Regions from separate parts of the Homo sapiens genome. Here region 1 is linked to region 2. Evidence: chromatin loops called from intact Hi-C (ENCODE). Cell type or tissue: heart left ventricle. All regions are shown on one strand. Each heading gives the region's core, and the rest is flanking DNA. Links, peaks and the distances in the headings are about the cores only.

Region 1 (8,318 bases), core at 314-8,313, 120 kb after region 2:
CTGGGCTTTGTCTCTGAAGATGTTGCCAGAATTTACTGATGGAGCCATGGGTGGGACAGCAGGCTGCTCCTTCCAGTAAATTAGCTCCCCTTTCCTTCCTTTCAAGGGCTGGGTGGGGCCTCGCATAGATCAGGGCCAGGACTGGCCAGGAACTCCTCACTCTGTCCGGACTTCTGTTCTCCCAAATCCTCCTGGATGTACCAGGGCCTGACTCCTTGGCCCTTCCCTCTGGGAGTTATAGCTTCCCAGCAGCACGAGACCCAGGGTCACAGCTGCAGGTCCAGGAGAAGGCTTGCGTCTCCAAACAGCAAGAAAAGGGAAGGAGGGAGGGCAGCCTTGGCACAGGCCCCACTAAGCCCCACTGCTGACCTGACACCCCTTTCCCCAGGTGCCATTGGGACAATGAAGAACCCACACTCCCACCTCGTCTGGGAGGTGTCCTACAGCGTCCGGGACCGGCTGGGCTGCCCCAAAGCTTTCTGTGTGATCCACGGCTAGGCACCCACCCTCTCTGGCCCAGGCCTGCTGAGTGGCCCTGGCATCAAGAAGAGGCTGTGTCCTCAGTTACCCTGGAAGGATGTGTGTGTTGGAGCCACACGGTTGGACAGGTTCCCAGCCCTAGGTTTGGGCCGCAGGGCCCCTGGGGCCAAGGAAGAAGACAGCCCCAAGTGGGTGTCCGGGGAGAGCCTGGCCTGCCACCAGCTTATGTGATCTTGGGCAAGTCCCTGCCCTCCCTGGAACGAAGGGCCAGGGGGCTGGACTTTCCCACACAACTTGCTGGGCAAAGCACGATCTGCAGCTTTGAAGACTCAACAGACCCTGGACCATACGGAGAGCAGGTGGCCCAGGCCTCAGGGCGGCAGTCCCGGCTTTGAGGCTCACGCGAGGGCCTGGTATGCAGGGACCACTGCTCAGCTGGGCCTCGGACCTTGGGGATATTGGACGCAACCTGGCAAATGAAGCTGGGCGCCCAAGTCTCTGGGTACTCCCTGGAGGACACTGTCTCACTGTCTCGGGTTGGCTCCCAGCCTGGAGGTCCCAGATGGGGACTGTTCTGACAAGCTGGCATCACCAGGGGTGAAGGCCCTGGCTGCAGCTGTACACCACCTGTGCCCCCAGGCTCAAGGTCTCTGGCAGGTGCACACCAGCCCAACTCTGCAGGGCTTCTCTCCCTGCCACCACCCCCCAAGCCAGGACCCCACTCCTTCCCCGAGGCTGAGCTGAGCCTTTTCCAGGGGCAGGGCCCAGGAGACCATTCCCAGAATCCATGGGGCAGTAGCCAGGGCTCCGGCTGCTGGAGGAAGCAGCTATCCACAAAGCTTCCTGCCCCAGAGCTGAGGCTGAGGCCCCGGGAGAGGCGGCCCCTACCCAAACACTGGCTGCTGGCATTCCACCAAGTGACCCCAGGGGGGGGCCAGGCCTTCGATCACCCACCTCCCATCCATGCACACACCAGGATGCAGCTGCCAACTTCACACCAGCCCCAACCCGCTTTGGGGGAGCTTAGCCCCCTGCGTCACCCACTCCCTGCACTTCTGCTGCAATCAAGGTGGTTCTGGTGCGGGGGTGGGGTGGGGGGTGAGGCCTTGTGGCCAATGGGGGACCCCCCAAGAGCCAGCTTGGACAATGCTCTTCTTGCCCCTTAGTTACTGGCTGGCTGTGGCTTCAGTGGTGTGTAAGCAGGTGGAATACTCACCCACCAAGCTCTGGGGTACCCCGAGGGCCTGACAAGAGGATGGGGTGGGGGTGGCATCCTCCAAAGACCAGCCTCCACCCCCACTCCAGCCTCAGCGGGGCCCCAGCGATGTTTTCTTGTTGTACAAGAACCAGGTCCGAGTGTTGCCTCCTCTTCCTTCCGGAAGCCAAACTGCTCCTTTATTTTTTAGAGCTGCTGATTGTGAATCTCAGAGTCTTAAGAGAGAAGCCAAATATATTCCTCTTGTAAATGAAGAAATAAACCTATTTAAATCACCCCCTGGTGGCTCCCTCACAGCAAAAAAGCCTGGGGGCAAAGAGGTGGCAGGCACGAGAGATGGTCACACCTGCCTGCAGCCAGCACATCAACCTGCACCAACCCAGGCAAACACCAGAGCCCTGGACATGGCCCTGGAGCCAGGGTCCCAGCCCAGAACCGGGGGTGGGGAGGTCTCTGCACCCTGGGACCCCTGCAGGAATGGCTCAGGCTGTGCTTGCCAGAGCAGGATGCCCGGGCAGGCGGCAACAGCCACCCTCCCCAGTGGCAGCGCCTTAGAAACAGCTTGCGTATTAAAATCATGGTTTAAAAAAAAAAAAAAAAAATAGGCGTCTCAGGCAGATGGAGGCAGGGGCTGAGGGGGGCCCGTACCTGTGCTCAGGGCTTCCCTGCCTTCCTCACCTGTGCTTTCTTCTTGGCCCCACTCTGAAGCAGGCTGGGACTCCTGATGACCAAAGACAGCCTTGCCTTTTTCCGTGCCAGCGCGGACAGTGGTGATTTGCCCAAGACCCCCTTTTTGGGAAGAGCCTTCTGATGCTGCTTTTGGCCTGCAGGTTCCGTGGGGGACCCGGGAGCTCCATTCACCTGGGACGGCTTCTGGTTTTTCTTCTGCAGTTTTGGGGATTTGGCAGGGGTGCTGGGGCTCCGGGTGGGGGCGCCAGGGGCTGGACTCTTGGTGGTTGGCGTCCCGTTTGCCTGGGCTGGGACCTTAGCCTTTGTCCTGTTCCTCTTCTTCCTGCCCATGCTGGGGGGCTGGCTCCCGCCGGTGGCTGCAGGTGTGCCATCCTCCGCTGGCGTGCCATCCTCTGACTTGCGTTTCTTGCGCTTCTTCGTCTCTGGCAAGAATCCCTTTTTCTTCCGCTTCTTACTGATGGGGCTCTGGGTGGCACTGGGGATCTCCTTGGCATCCTTCTTCTCCAACTTGGGGCGCCTGAAGGGAAGTGAGCAAGGTTAGAAGGTGCCCATCGAGGGCAGCAGCCACCGCCACCGCGACTGCTACCTCCACCTGGATTCTGAGGGTCCTCTGAGGCCCCTAGGTTCTGTGAGGCCCCTATGAGGGTCCCGTGAGGGTCCTATGAGGGTCCTGCGAGGCCCCTGGGTCCTGCGAGGGTCCTGCGAGGCTCCTGCGAGGGTCCTGTGAGGGTCCTACAGCTCCCACATCTGAGAATGCGCTTGAGTGCATGTGTGTGCAGCAGCATGCGTGTGCAGTGTGCGTGTGCAGCAGCGTGTGTGCAGCGTGTGTGTGTGTGCAGCAGCGTGAGGGTGTTCCCAGCCCCTACCCAAGGTGTGTGTCCCCCTCCCAGAACCTACTGGACTCCCAGGGTTTTCATGGCCTGCCAGTAGAGGTCGTGCAGGCGGCTGGAGCCGGTGGAGTGTGCCCCCTGCTGTAGGCTCTGCTGTTGCCCCTGCAGCACACCCAGGAGCACCGTCAGGTCCAAGGTCAGCTTCTGCAGAGGGTGGGAAGGCAGAGCTGTGGGGCCACAGAGGGCGGGGCCTCTCGCGGGCTCCCAGTCTTCCCACCTCTGCCCTGTTGCTGCCTCACCAGTGACCCCTGCCCCTTCCTGGGCCTCAGCCTCTCCTTCTGCCTGTTAAGTCATCCGTGTCTCTTACCGAGGGAGGAAACACGCGCCCCAGGTGTTGGTTCTCCTCCTTCCCATAGCCAAAGGCCTGGTCTCAGAGTCTCGGTGTCCTCCCCTCCAGCAGTGGCCCGGGCCCACCCACCTCCAAGAGGGCCACTCCCCAGCACTCCATCACCGCGGGGCTGCCAAAGCGCTTCCCCACCCAACCCTGCCACCTTCCTGCACATCCTGAATGGGTTATTGTTGGAATCCGCCAGCTTCCGGGAGCCCTGCTCTCCTGGCTTCCTCACTATCAGCCAGTTTTGTAAGGCCCCGTCCCGGGCCCCGCCTCTGCCTGCCAGCACCCCCTTGGCAAGCTCTCCCTCCACAAGGGCTGACTAGCACCTATGCTGAAGATTCCCAAACCCCGCCCTCTGGGCCAGACCGGGGGACCCAGATGGCCACCTCCAGCTGCCTCCCAGCCCTGCCCTGATGGCTGCCCACACTCCTGTACCAGGCCTGGAAACCTGGCTGCTCACCCTGAATCTTCTCCAACCCTTCCACAGTCTCCAGCCCTGCCAGCCCCTTCTCGGCTTTCTCACGGGATGTGGCAGTGCCACCCCACCCCCTCTCACCCCGCCCTGCAGGAGGAGGACAGGGTGGCACAGTCCCTTCCCAAGTCACTCACCCATCCATGGTTTGGTAACTGCCCAAATGGCAGCCCAGAGCCCTGGCCCAGGCACTGAGAAGTTTCCCCACATGACCCCCATCCCTGCAGTCCAGCCCGGGCATGGCACTGCTGGCCGGGAGGCCCCAAGGCCCCCAAGAGGAACCCGAACACGACCGCGGACTGGGCCCCCGCCTCACCTCATGTTTGCAGGTCCTGAAGAGAACGTTGAGCAGCTCCAGGGAGGACAGTGCCTGCTGATGCTGCGCCTTGGTCTGCGCCTCCCCCAGCACGCGCAAGTTCTAGGGAAGGGTGGCCAGGCTGAGGCACTCCGGAGAGCTGCTCAAAGCCTTTCTGTTTCCCAGCCGGAAGTAAAGCCCAGAGGCAGGGACCGTCTCCTGGGACAACCCCAGTTCTCCCGACTCTGGACTCAGGCTCCAATCCTCACTTCTTTCCCAGAGATCGGTCTCCCGGAGAACTGATTCTGAGGGGGTGGGGAAAGGGCGCCCCCCGGCTGTTACCTCGGTGACCTTTGCTAGGACCTGGCCCATCAGCTGCTTCCACTCGGGGTCCTCAAAGCACGACCTCACCTCCCGCATGGACAGGGTCTTCTGGAGCAGCAGGCAGGCCTGTGGGTGGGCAAAGGTGGGTGGCAGGAGCCTTGGCACGTTGGGTGCTCACGGCTCAGGGATGCATGAGGGCTCGGGGGCCCGCTGGGCACTGCTGTGGGCAGCGTGTGAGGCTGCCTGCTGCTCTGGGCTCTGTGACTACCTGCTCCTGTGCCTTTGTGTGCAGGTGGGGACACCAAGGCCTCCCAGCTGGATAGAGGTGGGACCTCAGGTTGGGACAATTCCTGCCCATTATTGGCTTAGTGCCATCTTCCTCCAGCCTGCCCCCAACAGCCCTGGCACCAGAGCAGACACTACCAGGGGCATCCTGTGTGTGGCCAGATGGGCAGCAGTGGCTGCGGGAGTGAGGCTGGCCCTGCCCCCTCAGCTCCTGTGTGTTCACTGTGTGGCAGGGGCCAGGGCACGGCCACCCCCTTCAGAGACCATGTACCCACAGCCAAGCCAGTGGGGCAGGGACAGCTGTGCCCGTGCTCACCAGGACAGCGCTCTGGGGCCTCACAATATCCAGTCAGAAGAGGGTTAAGCGGGTTAATTCAGACAGGCCCTGGGCTGGGAGCTGGGAAGTCTCTCACCTGATGACGGGGCCGCACCGGGCCCGTGATATGCTGGACCAGGATGGGGAGCAGGCTCTGACAGAGCACCTGGTGGGGAGTGACAAGGGCTGTGAGGTGCAGGCTGGGCTGAGCAGGGACCATGAGGAAGCAGGGCAGGCCCCAACACTCACCGGGTGCCGGGAGAAGAGGCTGAGGAACATGGGAACTGTGAGGGGGCTGTTGCGCTTGGTCAGGAAGGAGCTCAGTGCTGTCGAGTACACCCGGGTCACCAGGTTCAAGTCCAAGCAGCTGGCAGCCTAGGCCAGGGGAGAGCGAGCTGGGTGAGGCCAGGAGAGGGGTCCCTGGGATGGGAGCAGAGCCTGGCCTACCTTCATCAGAAGGCTGAGGGTTGGGCCCTGGGGAAGTCCCGGCCTCCACTCCCTGGCTGTGAAATGCCTGGGGCTGCTCCTGGGCCAGGCCCTGCTCACCTGCGGGCCCGTGGGCATGTGGCTGGGGTCAGTGCCAGCTTTCTGCTTCTCCTGTGTCTCATGCACGCAGCCCTCAGCAGTGTTGCCCTTCAAGACCCGGAGCAGGTAGAGAGAGGCGTTGAAGTGGTAGAGGGCGGTGGGGGAGTCGGGCTGGCGGCCAGCCTGCTGCACCAACCGCTCCACCTGGGCGTGCAGGGCCCCTGCGCGCTCACCCAAGTCGTGGCAGTAGCGCCGGGCACGGCACAGGTGGTGCCTGTGGGTGGTGAGGACGAGAGCTGGTCAGAACATTCTCGGTCCACCCTGCTCCGCCAAGCAGAGCCAACCCAAGTCCCACTTTATAAGTGGGGAAACAGACCTAGAAGACGACAGAGGCGACCCAGGCCACAGAGGAGGGCCCAGGGCCGCCTGCAGGCTGCCTGGAAGCTGTGTGGGCTCAGAGTGCTGGGGTGACAGGGGCGCTCCAGGGGAGAACAGAACAGCTCCCTGAGTGGAGGCTGCACCAAGGGCCAACTGCCTGCCTGGGGCACCCCTCCTGTCTACACTTGTCTCTCATGGGGCAGTGGCCTTCAGGCCTTTTGTAAAGCGAGACAAGGGTTCATGTGCTTAGAACCCTCTGTGGCCCTGCAGGGCCGGGGATATAATGGGGGCAAGAGGCAGGATGCTCAACAAACGACACTGTCCACGCACGCTGGCAGAACTATCTGAGAAGGCGTGGCCCGGGCGGGCCTGGGTTTGTGAAGAATGCACTGCCAGTCACACTCCCCACCCCTCCTGACTATCCACGCAGCGCCCCAGCTCCCAGGCCTTCACCTCCCCAGCACCTGAGCTCTGAAGGCAGGTCTACCAGGTGCCTGCCTGTCTCTCCCACGCCTGCCACCGCCTCCCTCCTGGGCCCTCTGCCTCCAGCACAGCCCCTCCCAAACCCTTCTCCACGCTGCCAGCCGTTTCTGAAAAGGCAAACCAGACTCAGACCCTTCCCCACGCCACTGCTCTTGCTGATAATGCCTCTGTGGCCTCCAGCACCGCTAGGGTCAGGGCCTGCGAGGGTGCGGGGGTCTGTGGCCTCGCTGCTTGCCTGACCTTCCAGCTGCGTGTCTGACCAGCTCCCGTCAGGATGCTCTTCCTCCCTTTCTGCCCTGCCCAAGGCCTCCCAGCCTGACAAACTCCCATGCACACTACACCTCCGAGGACTGGGTTGGGTGTCCCCTGCCACAGGTGCACCCACTGTCCCCCTCCACCCCAGCACAGCCCCACTTGAGACTGTCAAGGGCAGGGATGGACCCCAGCTCCAGGGCACTGTTGGCACAGCCCCACTTGAGACTGTCAAGGGCAGGGATGGACCCCAGCTCCAGGGCACTGTTGGCACTGTGTCGGGAGAACGCGGGGATGAAGCAAGGACTGTGGGAATCACTAAGTGACGTGTGCCTCTAGGGCTGAGCAGTGAGCCTGCGAGCTAGGGGCCCAGGCTGGAAGCTTGGCTCTCTCCTTCCTGTGCAGACAGCAAGCCTAGAGCTCTGGCTCTCCTGCGCCTGGGGGCTGCCGGCCACACCTGCCCGCCCTGCACCCCCGTGCTCACGTGAAGATGCGCGCCGTCTTGTGCAGAAGGTCCTGCTCCTGTTTGGAGCTGCTGCTGCGCAGGCTGCGCCGGATGATGCTCAGCAGCGGCTCCAGCAGCTCCAGGACCAGGGCATTCTCGGGCTGCTTGGTCACTAGCACCTCCACCAGGTCCAGCACCTGCAGCCAGGAGGGCAGGTCAGCAACACGGGGGTGGGCGCACAGGGAGGCGGGGGTGGGCGCACAGGGAGGCGGGGGTGGGTGCGGCCCGCCCCCAGGCTCACCCGGATCTGGAAGTCGCGCCGCAGAGCCTTCTCCTTCTGCAGCTTGTTCTTCTCGTCTCGCCGGGCCTGGATACGCAGCTTCTGCTCGGCAAAGAGGCTGGCGAGGCTCTGGTCCAGGGCCATCATGGCCTCATCCCCCAGCTCCTCCTCGTTCTCACTGTCCTCTCCACCCTGAGGGACAGAGGCCCAGCGGTCAGCCAGGCCTCGGGCAGGCACACAACATGGGGACACCCGAGCCCTCCCCGGCCGCCCCCCCCTCCACCTCCCCCACTCACCAGCGCCTTCCCAGCCTGCAGCACGGTCATCAGCTGTTCCCGGAAGCCCTGATCCACGTCCCCGTCGCGCTCCTCCTCCTCGCTCTCCTCCCCCTCGCTCTCCTCTTCACTCTCTGAGCTTCTGTTGTCCTCACCTTCCTCGCTCTTGTCCTGTGTGGTAGAGGCAGGCGCGTCACACACCTCCCCGATCGTCCCACTCCCCACCGCCCCCGCCCGGCCCATGCTGGCAACACCTCTGCACCCTTCAGCCGCCGCTCATCAGAATCGTCCGTCACCACCACACGGTCATTCTCATCCTCACTGGTCTCGGGGTTCAGCACCTGGGGAGGGGTGCCAGCCACTGACCCATTTGCAGCC
Region 2 (8,318 bases), core at 270-8,269:
CCTCCTGGAAAAAAGAATTCACCCCAAATAAGGAGAGAAAGAGGTCCTCAGCCTTGGTTGGTGCAAACCTCTGGTGCTGGAGAGCAGAGTGATGCGGTTTGTAGCACTGGCCCACCGTGCGGGTTGTCCTCTGCTCCTTGGTCCTTAGTCTAAGGAAAGGGAGAGGGGGTGTCAACACTACAACCCTGGATCCCTGCAAGACACTGGCTGCCCCACAGAGATGCCCCTGTGTACAGAGAGCATCCAGGGGCCATGCGTTTGAAAGACTGTTCCAAGTGAATGCAAGATTTTCTTTTTCTTTTTTTTTTCTGAGACACAGTCTCGCTCTGCCACCCAGGCTGGAATGCAGTGGTGCACGATCTCAGCTCACTGCAACCTCCGCCTCCCAGGTTCAAGCAATTCTCCCACCTTAGCCTCTTAAGTAGCTGGGATTACAGGCACATGCCACCACACCTGGCTAGTTTTTGTATTTTTTAGTAGAGATGGGGTTTCACCATGTTGGTCTGGCTGGTCTCAAACTTCTGACCTCAGGTGACCCGCCTGCCTTGGCCTTCCAAAGTGCTGGGATTACAAGCGTGAGCCACCGCACCCAGCCCATATTTTCGACTGGGGATACAGTTCTAGCTATTTTACTGATGTAGGCCAGAGCATCCTTTGCCGAAATTCAGAGCCTATTACTCCCAGGCTGGTGAGGCTGATGGCCTGAGAAGCTAGATTTATTCACTCATTCAGAGCACCTGTTTTGTCTTCCTGCTCTCTACAAGGCCTGGGTCAGCGGGAGGCAGAAAGGCCTCCTTTCCCTCGAGAGCCTCACTGACCAGTGAAGGAGACAGAAAATCCTAATGATGAGCAGTAAGTGTCATAATAAAGATAAGCCAAGCCAAAAGGCTTAGCCAAGCCTGGCAGCTTCCTGGAGGAGGTGATGTGTGAAGTTTGCACTAGTAGGAGGTGGCATCAACAGGCCCATGGGGTGAGTGTTGAAAGTTCAGAAAGCTGGGGATGGAGGGAGTTTGGAGCATTCTCTTTCTCCTTTTCATCTATCTCTGTCCACTTCCTCTTTCCCTTTCCCTGCTTCTCTTTTCCCAGCTTCCCCTCAGTTTGCCAGGCCCTCTCATTCCAATCTCTGTTCCCAGTTTTGGCCCACTGCTCACCAAAGCTAGGTCCCTAATAACTGTGGGTCCCTATATTTATAGATTCCAAAGGAAAAGGGAGATTTTCCACACTGCTGTCTTGTGTTTTTTTTTTTTGAGACAGAGTCTCGCTCTGTCGCCCAGGCTGGAGTGCAGTGGCATAGTCTCGGCTCACTGCAAGCTCTGCCTCCCGGGTTCACGCCATTCTCCTGCCTCAGCCTCCCAAGTAGCTGGGACTACAGGCGCCCGCCACCACGCCCAGCTAATTTTTTGTATTCTTAGTAGAGACGGGGTTTCACCATGTTAGCCAGGATGGTCTTGATCCCCTGACCTCGCGATCCACCTGCCTTGGCCTCCCAAAGTGCTGGGATTACAGGCGTGAGCCACCATGCCCGGCCTTCCACACTGCTGTCAAATCAGGAGAGCCCAGGCGAAGAGGCAAACTGGGCCTTTGCAGGCACAAATTCCTGACCTTTCTGGCGTAGCTACATCCATGTGGCACCCACAGTCCTGAGCTCTGGAGCTGTGTGGAAAGCACACATCATTTGCACATTTTGTTTAGTTTCAAAGCATTATTTTTTATTTCATTTTATTTATTTATTTGAGACAGAGTCTGGCTCTGTCACCTAGGGTGGAGTGCAATGGCACGATCTCGGTTCACTGCATCCTCTGCCTCCTGGGTTCAAGTGATTCTTCTATCTCAGCCTCCTGAGTAGCTGGGATTACAGGTGCACACCACCAAGCCCGCACTCATTTTTATATTTTTAGTAGAGGTGGGGTTTCACCATGTTGGCCAGGCTGGTCTCGAACTCGTGACCTCAGGTGATCTGCCTGCTTCGGCCTCCCAAAGTGCTGGGATTACAGGCATGAGCCACAGCACGTGGTGTATTTTTTATTTTTATTTCTTCATTTATTTAGAGACAGTGTCTCACTCTGTGCTCCAGGCTGGAGTACGGTAGTGCGATCATGGCTCACTGCACCTTCAAACTCCTGAGCTTAAGCAATTCTCCCACCTCAGCCTCCTGAGTAGCTGGGACTACAGGTGCATGCCACCATGCCTGGCTAATTAAAAAAAAAATTTTTTTTTGTAGAGACAATGTCTTGCTATGTTGCCCAGGCTGGTCTCGGAACTCCTGGGCTCAAGCAATCCTCCCATCTCAGCCTGTCAAAAAGCTGGGATTACAGGAATGAGCCACCATGCCCAGCCAGCATTATTTTTTTTCTGATTATAAAAGCTATATATCAGGCTGGGTGCGGTGGCTCACACCTGTAATCCCAGCACTTTGGGAAGCCAAGGGAGGCAGGTCACAAGGTCAGAAGTTCGAGATCAGCCTGTCCAACATGGTGAAACCCCATCTCTACTAAAAATACAAAAACTAGCCGGGTGTGGTGGTGTGTGCCTGTAATCCCAGCTACCCTGGAGGCTGAGGCAGGGGGATTACTTGAACCCAGGAGGCGGAGGTTGCAGTGAGCCTAGATCGCGCCACTGCACTCCAGCCTGGGTGACAGAGCAAGACTCCGTCTTGCGGGGGGGAGGGTGGAAAAAGGTATACATCCCACTGCTTTTTCTTTTCTTATATTATTACTATGCAAGCGACACACTGCAGAAAAATTAATATACACAGATAAGACAGGGAGGCAGTACAGCAGAGAGGATGGGAGCACAGAGTTCAGAGCTACATGGGGCACTGACTTAGCTTCCTTGTGTCTCAGTTTCCTCGCGTAAAAAGTAAGTATAAGCTGGTCATGGTGGCTCACGCCTATAATCTCAGCACTTTGGGAGGCCGAGATGGGAAGATCACTTGAGCCCAGGAGTTTGAGACCAGCCTGGGCAACATGGGGAGGCCCCCTCTTTAAAAAACAAAATAAAAAATAAAAAATTAGCCAAATGTGATGTTGCACACCTGTAGTCCCAGCTACTCAGGAGGCTGAGGTGGGAGGATCGCTTGAGCCGAGGAGGGCAAGGCTGCAGCGAGCTATGACTGCAACACTGAACTCCAACCTGGGTGACAGAAAGAGTCCCTGTCTCTGCCTGCCCCCGCCAAAAAGTAAGCATAATGAGAATTTTTTTTTTTTTTGAGATGGAGTCTTGCTCTGTTGCCCATGCTGGAGTACAGTGGCACGATCTCAGCTCACTGCAACCTCCACCTCCCAGGTTCAAGTGATTCTCATGCCTCAGCCTCCTGAACAGCTGGGACTACAGGTGTGCACCACCAAGCCCAGCTAATTTTTGTATTTTTAGTAGAGATGGGGTTTCACCATATTGGCCAGGCTGATCTCGAACTTCTGACCTCGTAATCCACCTGCCTCGGCCTCCCACAGTGCTGGGATTCCAGGCGTGAACCACCGCACCCAGCCAGCATAATGATCATCGCCAATTAACAGGCACTCAGCACATGGTATGTGCTCTGTTAGTGTTTGCTATTGTTATTACTGGCATGTAATGATAGAAAAAAGAAATAAAGGAAAAAAGTTTACCTATAGTTCTATGAGCCTGAGATAAGTACACTGTTAAGCCTTTGAGATATAGCCTTCCACACTTTCACTATATGAACATACTTTATAAATATGGCCAGTTCCACAATGTGGTCTAAAATATGATCATAACTCTAATTTTCCCAATTAATTGTTCATGCTTGTGTATGCCTTATTATTATTGTTATTATTTTAGACGGAGTCTCGCTCTGTCTCCCAGGCTGGCGTGCAATGTCGCAATCTTGCCCCATTGCAACCTCTACCTCCCAGGTTCAAGCAATTCTCCTGCTTCAGCCTCCGAAGTAGCTGGGACTACAGGCATGTGCCACCATGCCCGGCTAATTTTTGTATTTTTAGTAGAGGCGTGGTTTAGTAGAGGCTGGTCTCGAACTCCTGACCTCGTGTTTCACCCTCCTTGGCCTCCCAAAGTGCTGGGATTACAGGTGTGAGCCACCACGCCGGGCCTGTGTATGCCTTATTAAAAAGAAATCCAGGGCCAGGTGTGGTGGCTCACGCCTGTAATCCCAGCGTTTTGAGAGGTCGAGGCAGGTGGATCGCTTGAGCCCAGGAGATGGAGGCTGCAGTGAGCTGTGATGACTGCTACTGCACTCCAGCCTGGTTGATAGAGTGAGACCCTGTCTCAAAAAAACAAAAACCATTCAGGATCTTGAGACCACCCTGTATCACCCAGAAACTTTTGAGAGCCTACACCATGCGGGGCATAGGTCATGACTGCTATTTCCCATCATGACCACATGGTGTCGCCATTGAAACCTGGTTGTAACCAGTCCCCAGGACTTGGTGGTAACGATGCTTTTTGAAATCGTGCTAACCTCAGCGAGAAGGGTTCTAGGCTTGAGATGTCAAGCTTGCTGTTCTCAGGGTTCAGTGGCTGTATTTCCTGCACACTTTCCACCATCTAGGGTGACTCCTAGCTCCAGGAGGCCTGGGTTAGGACAGCTTCTGACATCTGCCACCTTCTAGATCTAGAACCTAAAATTTTCCCTTCCTCTTTGGGAATCCATACCAGGAGCTCGTTTCAGCCCTGCAAGCATCAAGGCTGAGAGGTGGTTAGCCATCTGCGAAGACATGGTCTGCTTATCCCGTGGCCACTTTCTTTTTTTTTTTTTTTTTCGAGACGAAGTCTTGCTCTTGTCTCCCCAGGCTGGAGTGCAGTGGCACAATCTCGGCTCACTGCAACCTCTGCCTCCTGGGTTCAAGCGATTCTCTTGCCTCAGCCTCCCGAGTAGCTGAGATTACTGGCGCCTGCCACCACGTCTGGCTAATTTTTGTATTTTTAGTAGAGACAGGGTTTCACCATGTTGGCCAGGCTGGTCTCAAACTCCTGACCTCAAGTGATCCGCCCGCCTCAGCCTCCTAAAGTGCTGGGATTATAGGCATGAGCCACTGCGCCCGGCTACCCTGTGGCCCCTTTCTTTCCCATTCTTCCTCAGAGACAGAGGCAGACTTCCCTGGCACCCACCTTCCCAGCTTCTCCTGCAGACGTGGCACCGACATGTGACTCAACCTGGCCAGTGGGCTGTGAGGGAGCACCAGCAGGGGAATTTCTAGGGCAGATTTTCCTCCCTAATAAATACACATGAACACATTTCAGGATGAATCTCCTACCTTCTTATATGTGAGACGACAAGCCTCAAGATGGAGACTGTGGTAGCCAGCCTGCAAGAAGATCTCGTGGCAGGGCGTGGTGGCTCAGGCTGGTAATCCCAGCACTTTGGGAGGCTGAAACGGGTGTATCACCTGAGGTCAGGTGTTCGAGACCAGCCTGGCCAACATGGAGAAACCCTGTCTCTACTAAAAATACAAAAATTAGCCGGGCGTGGTGGCAAGTGCCTGTAATCCCAGCTACTTCTGGGAGGCTGAGGCAGGAGAATTGCTTGAACCTGGGAGGCAGAGGTTGCAGTGAGCTGAGATTGCACCACTGCATTCCAGCTTGGGCGACAAGAGCAAAACGACATCTCAAAAACAAAGCAAAACAAAAAAAAAATTGGCTTGAATAAAATACATAAATCTTCTTTTTTTAAAAAAGATCTCCCGCAAGCTTTCCCTCCTGGTATTCATGCCCTTCCACATGGAGGGGCAGCAGAGAGTATGGGAACACAGAGCATAGACTGGCCTGTGTGGCCAATGGAATGCAGCTGAGTACAGACCTAGGAGTCCAGGTCAGGAAAGATGCAGGCCAGACGCAGTGGCTCACGCCTGTAATCCCAGCACTTTGAGAGGCCGAGGCAGCTGGATCACCTGAGGTCAGGAGTTCAAGACCAGCCTGGCCAACATGGTAAAACGCTGTCTCTACTAAAAATACAAAAACTAGCTGGGCGTCGTGGCATGCGCCTGTAATCCCAGTGACTCAGGAGGCTGAGGTGGGAGAATCGCTTGAACCCAAGAGATGGAGGTTGCAGCGAGTGGAGATTGTGCCAGTGCACTACGTCCTGGGTGACAGAGCAAGACTCTGTCTCAAAAAAAAAAAAAAAAAAAAAAAAGATGTTGCAGTTTCTGCCTTGGTCCCTAATGTATTGTTCCCCCTGCAGGAAACTAGCCACCATACCGTGAGGATGCTCAAGCAGTCCTGTGGAGGGACCCATCTAGACAGGAGCCAACAGGCAGCACCAACTTGCCTGCCACGTGAGTGAGGCCCCTTGGAAACAGAGCTCCCAGCCCCAGTTAAGACTTTAGGGGACTGCAGCCCTTCACGGCAACAAGAGACCCTGAGCCATAGTCCTGCATCTCAGCTGCTCCCAAATTCCTGACCACTGAAAAATGCAAGAGATAAATGACTACTGTTGTTTAAAGCCATGAGTTCTGGGGGGATTTGTTTTATAGCAATTAATTAAGTAATCAAAGGCCAACACTATAAAGATTTCAGGGGGGAAAGATGAAAAACACTGAGTTTTTTATGATGTCATGGAGCCACTGAGTTAATCAACCCTGAAACTGCCTACTTCTTGATTTGCAGTGCAAGAGAACGAATGAATGTCCTGGTTTGGCTGCTGTTACTTCTGCTGTTACTTGCGGACAAAAGCATCCTTATTGATTCATCACATAAAAGATGACTCCCTGGGGATTTCTGAAGAGTGATTCCTGGCCGGGCTCGGTGGCTCATGCCTATAATCCCAGCACTTTGGGAGGCCGAGGTGGGTGGATTACAAGGTCAGGAGATCTAGACCATCCTGGCTAACACAGTGAAACCCCGTCTCTACTAAAAATACAAAAAATTAGCTGGGTGTGGTGGCAGGTGCCTGTAGTCCCAGCTACTCAGGAGGCTGAGGCAGGAGAATGGCGTGAACCCGGGAGGTGGAGCTTGCAATGAGCCGAGACTGCACCACTGCACTCCAGCCTGGGTGACACAGGGAGACTCCATTTCAAAAAAAAAAAAAAGTGATTCCTGAGTGACTTCCTGTGACCTTCTTTTTTTTTTTTTTTTTGATTAAGGGTCTTGCTCTGTCACTGAGGCTGGAGTACAGTGATGCAATCACAGCTCGCTACAGCCTCAACCTCCTTGGCTCAAGCAATCCTGCAATCCTCCTGCCTCAACCTCCTGAGTAGCTGGGACTACAGGCACACCACCACCATGCCTGTCTAATTTTTTTTTTTTTTTTTGCAGCGATGGGGGCCTGTTGCCCAGGCTGGTCTCAAACTCCTGGGTTCAAACAATCCTCTCACCTTGGCCTCCCAAACTGTTGGAATTACAGGTGTGAACCACTGTGCCCAGCCTGTCACCTCCTATTCTGTGAGGCTGGACATTTCTTTTGTTAAAAAAAGGACATAAATTTAAACTCTGATGGGAGCCACTCTGGAAGGGTCTCCACTAAAAATCATCTCAAATGAGCTTTTTTTTTTTTTTTTTGAGATGGAGTTTTGCTCTTGTTGCCCAGGCTGGAGTGCAGTGGTGCGATCTTGGCTCACTGCAACCTCTGCCTACTGGGTTCAAGGGATTCTCCTGCCTCAGTCACCCAAGTAGCTGGGATTACAGGCACCACCACCATGCCCGGCTAATTTTTTTGTATTTTTAGTAGAGACGGGGTTTCACCATGTTGGCCAGGCTGGTCTCTATCTCCTGACCTCAGGTGATCTGCCCGCCCTGGCCTCCCAAAGTGCTGGGATTACAGGTGTGAGCCACCACGCCTGGCCCCCAATAAGCTTCTGTATCAGAATTCACGAGAAAAAGCAGCCAAATAAGCTATGACTGGCCAGTTCACAAGTTTGTCTTTGATGTGTTTTATTATTTTTATCTGAATGGAATTATCCTGGACATGGATTTTGTAGGCTCTTGTTTATTTTTCACCATCAAATTCTGAACGTCTTTCAGATCAACATAGACTAACATCATGTACAGGGCTGTCTGGTGCCCCATTGTAGGGAGGTACCATGATTTATTTATTAATTTAATTTTTTTTTTTTTGAGATGGAGTTTCGCTCTTGTTGCCCAGGCTGGAGTGCAATGGCAGGATCTCAGCTCACTGCAACCTCCGCCTCCAGGGTTCAAGCGATTCTCCTGCCTCAACCTCCCAAATAACTGGGATTACAGGCATGTGCCACCACGCCCGGCTAATTTTGTATTTTTAGTAGAGACGGGGTTTCTCTATGTTGGCCAGGATGGTCTCGAACTCCTGACTTCAGGTGATCCGCTTGCTTCGGCCTCCCAAGGTGCTGGGATTACAGGCATGAGCCACGGCGCCTGGCCTGGAGGTA

The links. A loop is a pair of places that touch in the nucleus more often than their neighbours do. Peaks named below come from ENCODE experiments on the same cell type or tissue, not always from the same donor. Only the 100,000 strongest peaks of a DNase experiment are listed, where the experiment ranks them.
Region 1: it touches region 2 in a loop (4-fold over the local background); 54 of 110 quality-filtered maps call a loop at or near these places.

What each region holds. Positions count from the first base shown.
Region 1 is chr17:4,537,065-4,545,382 of GRCh38, forward strand. SPNS2 (SPNS lysolipid transporter 2, sphingosine-1-phosphate) reads left to right here. Exons shown (of 13, transcript NM_001124758.3): 13 at 389-1,971. MYBBP1A (MYB binding protein 1a) reads right to left here. Exons shown (of 26, transcript NM_014520.4): 16 at 8,195-8,281; 17 at 7,962-8,111; 18 at 7,687-7,857; 19 at 7,425-7,582; 20 at 5,849-6,101; 21 at 5,552-5,677; 22 at 5,400-5,468; 23 at 4,720-4,827; 24 at 4,399-4,500; 25 at 3,284-3,420; 26 at 1,840-2,903. The coding sequence ends at 2,351. Among named protein-coding and RNA genes, the nearest start is that of MYBBP1A, 14 kb to the right of the region's middle. In heart left ventricle, for the core only: CTCF peaks have their summits at 3,338 (motif pointing left) and 4,755; DNase peaks (open chromatin) are centred at 547, 1,287, 3,765, 4,617 and 5 weaker places; H3K27ac peaks cover 2,391 bases.
Region 2 is chr17:4,416,426-4,424,743 of GRCh38, forward strand. No RefSeq gene overlaps it. Among named protein-coding and RNA genes, the nearest start is that of SPNS3, 13 kb to the right of the region's middle. RefSeq lists a silencer at 4,265-4,464. In heart left ventricle, for the core only: a CTCF peak has its summit at 4,342 (motif pointing right); no DNase peak of the experiment used is centred there.